2 separate regions of the Homo sapiens genome follow, and region 2 is linked to region 1. Evidence: chromatin contacts called from ENCODE Hi-C or POLR2A ChIA-PET data. All regions are on one chromosome and are shown on one strand. The core of a region is the stretch at or near the end of the contact, and the rest is flanking DNA. Distances in the headings are between cores, read along the strand shown. Region 1 holds the start of CTNND1 (catenin delta 1). Region 2 holds the start of RTN4RL2 (reticulon 4 receptor like 2).

Region 1 (4,608 bases), core at 786-3,285:
ATTTTCAAACTGCCTTTGTACTCCTCCTTCAGATTCCCTCATCCCTCCCCCTAAAGGTTGAGTGGGAAACAGACACTCTGGAAGCAACATGACCAACACTCTAAAGATCCAAGAAACCTCCCCAGGCTGGAGTCAAGGCAGAGAGAACATTTGAAAGAAAATTTGGAAAATATTAAACAAGAACTACAGTTCAACAGCCTATACACATTGTATTTTTTCTTTCTTTTTAACTGTACTTGTTATAATTATGAGATTCAGACATCAAAAATTTCCTGCAGCCTTTGCCTAGGTTGTATTTGAAGGAGGAACAAAGTTCTGTTTCCTCCTGAAGCCACAACTTCACAAGGATGAAATCGTCTTTCAAGAAATACCCTCATTCTAGAAAAGAAATTCAAGGAAGTCTAGTCTTAAAAAAATTTGTGGCAGGGGGGTGAGGGGAGAACGAAATCAGATTATTAAAGATCCATACCAGTTTAAAGCTAATGAGCAGCTTACACACTAAAGCCCATCTTGTTACAATTAGGACAGCATCTATAATTTTCAGGCGGATTCACATTTTCAAAAAGAGAAGAGAATACCCTAGTTTTTCAGCTACTGATGAGTTGGCTATATAATTATCTAGAATCCGTACTTTTGCAAGAATGTATTTGCAAAAACAAAACAAATCTTAAGATTAAATATAAGATATGAAAGCACAGTCATGGGCCTTCAGCTCTAAGAGATTTCAGATTTCATGGTAAATTAACTAAACAATAAATTCAACTCCAAAAAACAACTTTCAGGTTGGTTTAAAAATAAAAATCTCCCTTGTTTTCTGAAATGTATTTTAAACACTAAACTTTGTATAAATGGTTTTTCTAAACCTAATTTTATTCCACCCTTGGCCCTTTCAGAGTGCAAAAAGCTGAAAATATTTTCAGGTATGTTGCCACTTTACTCAGGTGAAATAAAAAGCATGATTAGAATTTCCTTATCCCTTTAAACACATAAACCAAACGTTATCGTATTTGCAGATTTAACAAACACCTCCACAAATCTTTGCTATCAAAGGTAGTTTAGAAGGAAGAAGGAGATGGCAATTCAGTTAACATGGTTCCATTTGTTTTCTTTTATAAGCCAAAGAAGGGAGACTACATCTAGCAGGAGAATGAGGCTCCCACCCACCGCACCTGGAAAAGTAAGAGGGATCCACCCAGGAACAGCAGGGCTGAAACCGATACGGGCCGTTCAAACTCTCTGGGGGAAAAACAATACCATTTACACTGCAAAGCTCCCTGCAACTTTCCACTTCCACAAATCCAATGATAAAAGAAAAAAAAAGTTTTAAACATATGAAGAACCATCGGTATAACTGGGTTCCGACACGGACAAATTTCTTTCCCAACCCACATGCAACATGCCAAAAAACCAACTTTTGATTTGGGCTCTGAAAACAGAAATATGTTAGCTTAATCCAGAAAAATAAATAAATAAAATCAAAGAACACACCAAAATGTAAATTTTCAAACCTGCTCTTACCCCTCTGGATCTATTCAGCTTCCTGTATTAAAGAGACCTAGAAGTTTGTTTCTAGGTCTTGTATATTTTACCTTTTTAAATATAATAAAATACCAAAATCTCCCCCGCCAAAGTACTGAAAGTAGAAAAGAAAAATAATTGCTTAAAAGTTACTCATCAGCATAACAGACTCTCCCGTTTTTTAATTCCCTCCGGTTACCGTAAGACAAAAATTCGACTTGCTTATCCTCCTTTTCCCGTCAGTACATACATTTTCTTCAAAAGCCACACACCTCAAATGTGGAGTTCTAAAAATCAGTCCTTTAAGAAAGAAACCCAAGGCTTCGCCAAGGTGCTGAGAAAGACAAATCCAGCAGGGCAGTTGATTTTTCGCCACCTCTTCCTCCTTTCGGGATCTTTCCTGCTCTTCTTTCTCTCTCTCTCCCTCTCTCTTTTTTTTCCCCCTCAGATCCAACACCTAAAATGGAAGTTGCACCCAGCCAAAGGCAAGGGAGCCTGGGTGGTGACAAACTGATCTGGCAGCCCTACCCCCTTCGCTTTCCTAAGTGATGTCAGCCCCTGTGAGCTTCCAATAGGAACCAGGCATAAATCAGGGAGCTGACCTTATCCAATAGGAAACTTTATTATAGAAAATTAAAAAAAAGAGAGGAGAGAAAGACAGGGGGAAGTTTATACATATATATATTTATATTTATATATTTATATTTAAAGTGGAGAGACTGTACAATCTCTGAGGAATTACTGCAGAGCTGAGGGGGGCGGAAGAGGCAAGGGAGACAAGGAACAAGGGCTTTTTAGAATGGTACGCCTAAGTCTCAGTTCTCTTTGATGATGAGTTCTTGCTCCCTCTTCTGTACTATCCCAGTGGGGAAATAGAAAAGAGCTGATTTTACTTGCCTGCTGCTGTTTGGTTTGTTGCTTCCTACCCCAAAGCATTTCCCTAAAGGAAGACGGGAAAGAAAGGAGAGAGAAATCCTAAAAACAGGACTACTATATGTTGACTGGGATGGTAGGGGATATCTGAGGTAAACTCAGTTTCACTGTTTTGGATTAATTGCATTAGAGCTATTTTTTTTTTTTTTTTTTGAGATGGAGTTTCGAGCCCAGGCTGGAGTACAATGGTGCGATCTCAGCTCACCGCAACATCCGCCTCCCAGGTTCAAGCGATTCTCCTGCCTCAGCCTCCCGAGTAGCTGGGATTACAGGCATGTGCCACCATGCCCAGCTAATTTTGTATTTTTAGTAGAGACGGGGTTTCTCTATGTTGGTCAGGCTGGTCTCGAACTCCTGACCTCAGGTGATCCACCCGCCTCGGCCTCCCAAAGTGCTGGGATTACAGGCGTGAGCCACCACGCCCCATCTAGAGCTATTTTTTTTTTTAATGCCTAGACTTGTTAACAGTTTTAATCTCCATACTTTGAATTAGAAGGAAGCAGAATCCACTGGGCTGTTAAAGAAAATCACTGTCTTCCCAATTTGTCCCCAAATCAAAATAATGTGGGTTTGTTGGAAAGAGGAAATGAAATCCAATAAACAAGCAATATATTTAGAGGGAATAACAGCATAGGTAAAGAAAGTAAATCTCATGTCAAGAACATTTTATGCCGGGCGCGGTGGCTCACGCCTGTAATCCCAGCACTTTGGGAGGCCAAGGTGGGCGGATCACCTGAGGTCAGGAGTTCGAGACCAGCCTGATCAACATGGAGAAACCCTGTCTCTACTAAAAATACAAAATTAGCTGGGCGTGGTGGTGCATGCCTGTAATCCCAGCTACTCGGAAAGCTGAGGCAGGAGAATTGCTTGAACCGGGGAGGCAGAGGTTGCGGTGAGCTGAGATTGTGCCATTGCACTACAGCCTGGGCAACAAGAGCGAAACTCCTGTCTCAAAAAAAAAAAAAAGAACATTTTATTTCTTTGTGAACTTCAAGCTTAAGATGATCTAGCTTATACATTCTCTTTTTACATTTGACCTAAATAAAGGATTATTGGGGTATTATTTTTCTGAGTTAGGACATATTTTTAAACTGTTAGACCATGATGGACAGAGGCTGGATTTTTTTTTTAACATGCTTGACAAAGATTAGCATTTTATGGTTATTCCCTGATTACTAAAACAAAGACAATGATGAATCAAAGATTTCCTTCTTCTTTCTTACTAATCTAAAACTTACCCTATAGACTGCTGCCAAATGAGTCTTCATCAAGTTATCAAAATCTAGAATAGAAATACGAAACCTTGGCTGGGCACAGTGGCTCACACCTGTAATCCCAGAGCTTTGGGAGGCCGAGGTGGGTGGATCACCTGAGGTCAAAAGTTCGAGACCAGCCTGACCCAACATGGCGAAACCCCGTCTCTACGAAAAATACAAAAATTAGCCGAGTATGGTGGTGGGTGCCTGTAATCCCAACTACTCGGGAGGCTGAGGCAGGAGAATCGCTTGAACCCAGGAAGTGGAGGTTGCAGTGAGCCGAGATCATGCCATTGCACTCTAGTGTAGGTGACAAAGCAAAACTCCGTCTCAAAAAAAAAAAAGAAAGAAATATGAAACTTTAAGAGTATAGGTTTTCACAAACTGCCTAGCTTCAAACTCCACCTCTGTAAGTAAGTACACTTACTCAAATATATGTACTATTATGTGACCTTGACCCAAATTAAATAATCTGAACCTCAGTTTCCTTAACTATAAAATGGAGATAACTATATCTCTCTCACAAGACTGTTGTGGGAATTAAAATACACAAAAAGTTCTTTGGGCCAGGCACCGTAGTTTAAGCCTGTAATCCTGGCACTTTAGGAGGCCGAGGCAGGCGGATCACCTGAGCTCCGGAGTTCCAGACCAGCCTAGCCAACAGGGCAAAATCCCGTCTCTACTAAAAATACAAAAATTAGCCAAGCGTGGTGGCGCACACCTGTAGTCCCAGCTACCCAGGATGCTGAGGTGGGAAAATCGCTTGAACCCGGGAGGCAGTGAGCTGAGCTCGTGTCACTGCACTACAGCCTGGGCAACAGAGCGAGACTCCGGTTCAAAACAAAAGTTCTTAATGTATGGCATGTAGTATAAACTCACTAAGAATGCATTATCATTATTT
Region 2 (4,608 bases), core at 1,337-3,836, 300 kb after region 1:
AAGAGGGACATCAAGCCCATGTCAGAGAGACACTCTGATCTTTCTTTAAGAGGTGGCCACATCCTCCGCAGAAACCACGCCTGAATGTGTGAGACACTGCCCTTGAGGTAAAGACAGGAGAGAAATTGCACCCAGGTGCCTAGGGCTGGGCCAGCCACAATGCTGAGTCTGTTTGGCTATTCAGGGTCAAGGCAAGGAAGGGACTCCAGCTCTCTCTGCAACTTTCACCTCCTAGGCTTCCAGTTGCGGTTGTTCTAGAGTAGTGATTACATGTGGGAGTCAAGAAGAGATGACCCCTGTCCAGAATATATGGCCAGAACTGACCAGGGGAGGGAGCCAAGAGAGGCCAGAACATGGTATTGATCCCGGAAGGCTGAAGTGTCCAGAGCCAAAAGTATCTGTTCACTGAGGGACCACTGTCCAGGACTCTGGCTATCAAACCTTGGAGTACCAAGGCTCAGAAACAAAGTTCTCAGCCCACAGGCCACTCTTTGGGCCGGAGGCCCCTGTAGAAGAAGGAACTTGAGGAGAAGAAAACTGGACCCAAAGTAGGGGGCAGGATCCAGGCTACCCACCCACAGGGCAGAGTCGCTGGTGCAGAGTGGTCCCAGGAAAGGATGCTCCCTGGAAAGGCAGCAGAGGCCTCTCGCTCTGGAAGGAGGGGCACAGGGTCCCAGACGAGAAGCAAGGGCTCCACACCCAACGGGCTGCTTCAGGGAAGGGCTGGGGCCTGCGGGCAGATGCTGAGGGGGCAGGGGCTGAGGAGGTGGGAGCTGAGGAGTGGGATGGAGGTGGTGGTGATGCCAGTGACGCAGGGGCCTGGGGAGGCACTGACGCGGGTGACGGAGGTTTAGAGCTGCTGCAAACAGCTTCTCACTCTGCCAGAATGTAACACCCCAAAATAAGCAGCCACCGTGGTGGCGGCAGCGGCTGCAGAATCCAACGTCCAGGCCGGATAAATAAATGGCAGCACAGGAGCCAGCCTGTTTGCCCACCCTCGGAGGCTGTCACTCCCCTTCCAAAGTCCTCACCCTCTGTCCCTCACAGCCACCCCCAGGGCCCTGAGCTCAAAGCACCCCCCATCTGGCCCACCAGCCACTCCCTGAGAGAAGAAATGTGGCAGGCAGGCGCTTTGGGAATGGAGGGCTTCCCACGTGGAAGTGGTTACCAGAAGCCTCTTTGTCTCATCCCTGGGCAGCACCCCCAATCCCCAGTCCCTCTCTCTCAGCCTTTCTCTTCCTCCTCCTCTTCCCTCCTCTCCAGCCCCTCTCCCATCCATGGTTCCCTGTCTCCAACCCTCTTCGCCGGTTCCTGATACCCCTTCTCTAGTCACCATCCCCATCCTTCTCTGGTTTCTGATCTTTCCATTCTCCTTTTCCATTCCAGTCCCCAGGGTCCCAGTCCTGATTCTCTTTCCCGCTACCTCCATCCCAGGATTCTGGGTCCCTGTCCATAGTCTTCTTCCCATCCCTCCCCTGATCTGGTCTTTCCTCTCCTTCCCTCTTCCTTGGTCTTCACCTGGGTCCCACTTCCCTCCACGCTTTTCCCATCTAACCTTTATTCCTTCTCCCCCTCCCCCGCTCCATCTCCCTCCTCCTTTGAGCTTCCCTCACCACTTTCTCCATCTTTGAGTTCTCCTTCCTATCCCTCTCCCCCTGACCCCTCCCCACCCCACCCCCAGTCTCTGGCCCACACCCTTATCTGTCACTCAATCAGTAGAACTATCCTCTTTCTAGCGCCCTCCATCTCTCCTACCAGAGAGGGCCACTTGGATTTCCCTCTGCGCCTCCTACCTCCCCAGACAGCCCCCTACCCACATCTCCTGTCTTCCCAGGTGGCCAGAAAGTGCTGAGGCACCGGGCAGGAGGAGTTGCTGAGTCGGCGCTTCCCCAGCCGGCCCGAGTCCTCAGCGTCCCCCGGAGCAGGTGGAGCGGGGACAGCGGAACCTGAGCCTCCCTCCCCGCTCCGGGCCGGGTCCACCTGCCCCCTGCGTCCCACCTCGGTCACGAGCTCCTCGCACGCGCCCGCGGGCTCCCAGCCAAGTGCCCTCCTGCTGAGAACAGCCCTGGCGGCGGGGGCGCGGCCCCAGCGCTGAGCTTTTCCCCTTCCCCAGGTTACCCCACCTCCCCAACTGCCCCACCCTCAATCCCTGAAAGAGGGGACGCCCTGCTTCTCTCCCCAGGATGCCCTCCGCTCTCCCGCCGCTGGCGTTCTTACCTTGCAGCAGGCGCCTGAGCCCGGGCAGCATCTTGTCTCGATGCTCGGGGGAGGGGGCAGCGGGGGGAGGGCGCTCCCACTCGCTCCCTGAGCCCGCCGGATGCACGGCGGGGACCCCGCGGGGCTCCGGGAGGGCCCGGGAGTCCCCGGGCTGCGTGGCCGGGCCGCGGCGCTCTACCCTGCGCCGCCCGGGCTGCGGGCCTCGGGAGGAGCCATCGGCCCCGACGGGACGGGGCGGGGCGCGACGGGGCGGGGAAGGCTGGGGCTGGCCGTCGACGCCCAGCGCCCGCGCCCCGCTAGCTGCGCTGTCCGCTCGAGAGTCCGTCAGTCCGTCTGTCCGTGTGCCCAGGCTGCTAGCCGAGGGAGAGTGGGGACAGCGAGGAAGCTCTTCCCAACCACCCCCACTCCTTCCCGCACTCGCTGGCTCCTCCCTCGTTTGCTGGCTTGCCGACTTAACCCTTTCTCGACCACTAGGAGGCGGGAGCGGCTTTCTAACCCCCTCCACCCCGCCCCCCTCCCCCCCGCTTAAGCGACCCGGAGGACTGTGTTCGATCGTCCTCGCGGCGCCACTCTTCTAGAGAAATCCCTTCTTGGGGGAATGCGGTAGTTTAGAGGAACGCCGTGGACTTGTCCTGTTCCCCCCTCCCAACTTTCCAGGAGAAGATGAGCTTCTGGGTCACCCCCTCCCCCGCCCCCAGCCGCGTCCCTCGCGCCAGTGTCCCAGCCTCCAGCATTTCTGTCCCCTGGGACAGCTCCAAGATTCCACTTTTCCTTCCACTCCCAGACCTCAAGCCCAGTGTGCGACTATAAGAATAGTATATGCAAGAGTTTGTGCGTGCAAGATCGAGTGCATATGAGCGTGCACGTGCGCGCAAGGATGCTTGTGCAGGTGTGACTCAGGATGCTTGCCCGTTACCCTTTGTACGGGCTTGGGGAAGCGGGGGGGGGGGCACGTGAGTGTGCACACGGGTGAGCCGCTGAAAGTCCGCCAGCGTGCATGTCTGAGCTGGTGGGAAACGTGAGGCTGTGCGAGGTTTTGCGCTTGCGATCTTGGGGATGGGTGGAAAGAAATATGTGCCCGGTGTGTGTATGCCCCTTAGTGCATTTACAAGCGGGTGCGAGATGGGCGCGCGTGCGAGTGTGTGCGTTTTTTTGTGTATGTATGATGTGTCCGGGAGGGGAGACCTTATCTCCCGCGGGGGTGCAGGAGAGGACCCAAAGCTGGGGAGAAGACTGTTGGCTTCGCGTGAACTTCCTCTACCCCCTTTTAAAGAGGGGCGGATTATGGTCTCACTGGAGCCCCTCTGGCCCTTCATGGCCTGGTCACAGGCGGTATCAGCAGACCCATCACCTAGGCACTTCCCTACAAAGGCTGCAGGGCGGTTGACCCAGGTCTTGACTCGGCCCGGCGCGTCCGCGGAGCCGCCCCGGCGTAGGATAGGCTCGGGGCCCTCGGGGGAGCCGCTTCGGGTACGGTGGCCAGGCAGCGCTGGCGGGGTTGGGGCTGCTGGAGCCTCAGGTGCGGCGGTGCCGGGGCTGCTGAGCCCCCTGGGCTGCCGCTCCCGCGAGCACAGAAGCCCCTCGCCCCGCTGCCCGCGCCGCGGCTCCTCCTTTCCTATCCGTGCCAGGGTCCAATGCAGTGCCTGGCATACAGTCGGCTCTTGATAAATGTTGGTCTTATTCTTCCCATTCATTCTCTGCTCCCTCCACGGTCTCTCGTTCTTCTCGCGTTCTCATTCGATTTCTCTGGTTTTCTCCCCCGACTCTTACTCATATTTCGTGGTCTCTGTCTCTCTGTTCCCTCCCTCCCTCACTCTCTCTCGGACCTTTTCTGTCTCTACTCGTCTGTTTCCCTGCCCGGTCTTCTGTCTTTCTCACTGTCTCTCTGTGTCTTCGTCTCTCTCCTCCTCCCCGCGGGGCTCCCTGCGTCTCTGTCTCTCGTCTCTGTGTGTCTCGGTGTCTCTGCCTCCCTTTCTCTCCCCCTCTTCCCCAGTTTCATTCCCAGGCTCCCGGCCCGTGGGCACCTCGGCTCTCGGGTGCCCCCTGCTGGTTCCATTTTCGGACCTTCTCGGCCCCCCAGCTCCTCTCTGTGCCCCTAAATTTCCTTTCCCGCCCCTCTCGTTTTCGGATCAGGTAGAAACAGAAAGAAAAGTCTCTGGGGCTCCCGTCTTCCCTCACCCAGGGCTCCCCCTATTTCCAGGAGGCAGGACAGGACCCTGCGTTTCCCCAGGACCCACCCCGACTAGGGCCTGCGCCTGGGGGGAGGGCCTGGAGGCGGCGGCGGGGAGGGAGTGTTGGGGGTAGCAGGGTGGGGTTTGGCGTCCTTCCCCGGAATGAGCCGCGGCACAATCTGTCGCTGGGTTTGTTTGCCGAGCTGCCTCCGGAGCGCAG

Evidence for each region. Hi-C counts contacts between places; a loop is a spot of excess contacts on that map. ChIA-PET counts read pairs that join two places held with the same protein, here RNA polymerase II (POLR2A). Pooled maps may share reads with other maps.
Region 2: a loop to region 1 is called in a pooled map, with 2.8 times the contacts of the local background. The contact joins the promoter of RTN4RL2 here to the promoter of CTNND1 in region 1. A Hi-C loop is called at or near these places in 1 of 50 pooled maps. POLR2A ChIA-PET finds 5 or more read pairs at or near these places in 6 of 52 experiments (BJ, HepG2, WTC11 and 2 more).

What each region holds. Positions count from the first base shown.
Region 1 is chr11:57,759,229-57,763,836 of GRCh38, reverse strand. It overlaps CTNND1 (catenin delta 1), which reads right to left and starts at 2,035. Exons shown (of 21, transcript NM_001085458.2): 1 at 1,718-2,035. All of the region lies in intron 2 of TMX2-CTNND1 (TMX2-CTNND1 readthrough (NMD candidate)), which reads right to left.
Region 2 is chr11:57,458,506-57,463,113 of GRCh38, reverse strand. It overlaps RTN4RL2 (reticulon 4 receptor like 2), which reads right to left and starts at 2,586. Exons shown (of 3, transcript NM_178570.3): 1 at 2,218-2,586. The coding sequence starts at 2,248. RefSeq lists an enhancer at 336-874 and silencers at 2,310-2,579, 3,679-3,738.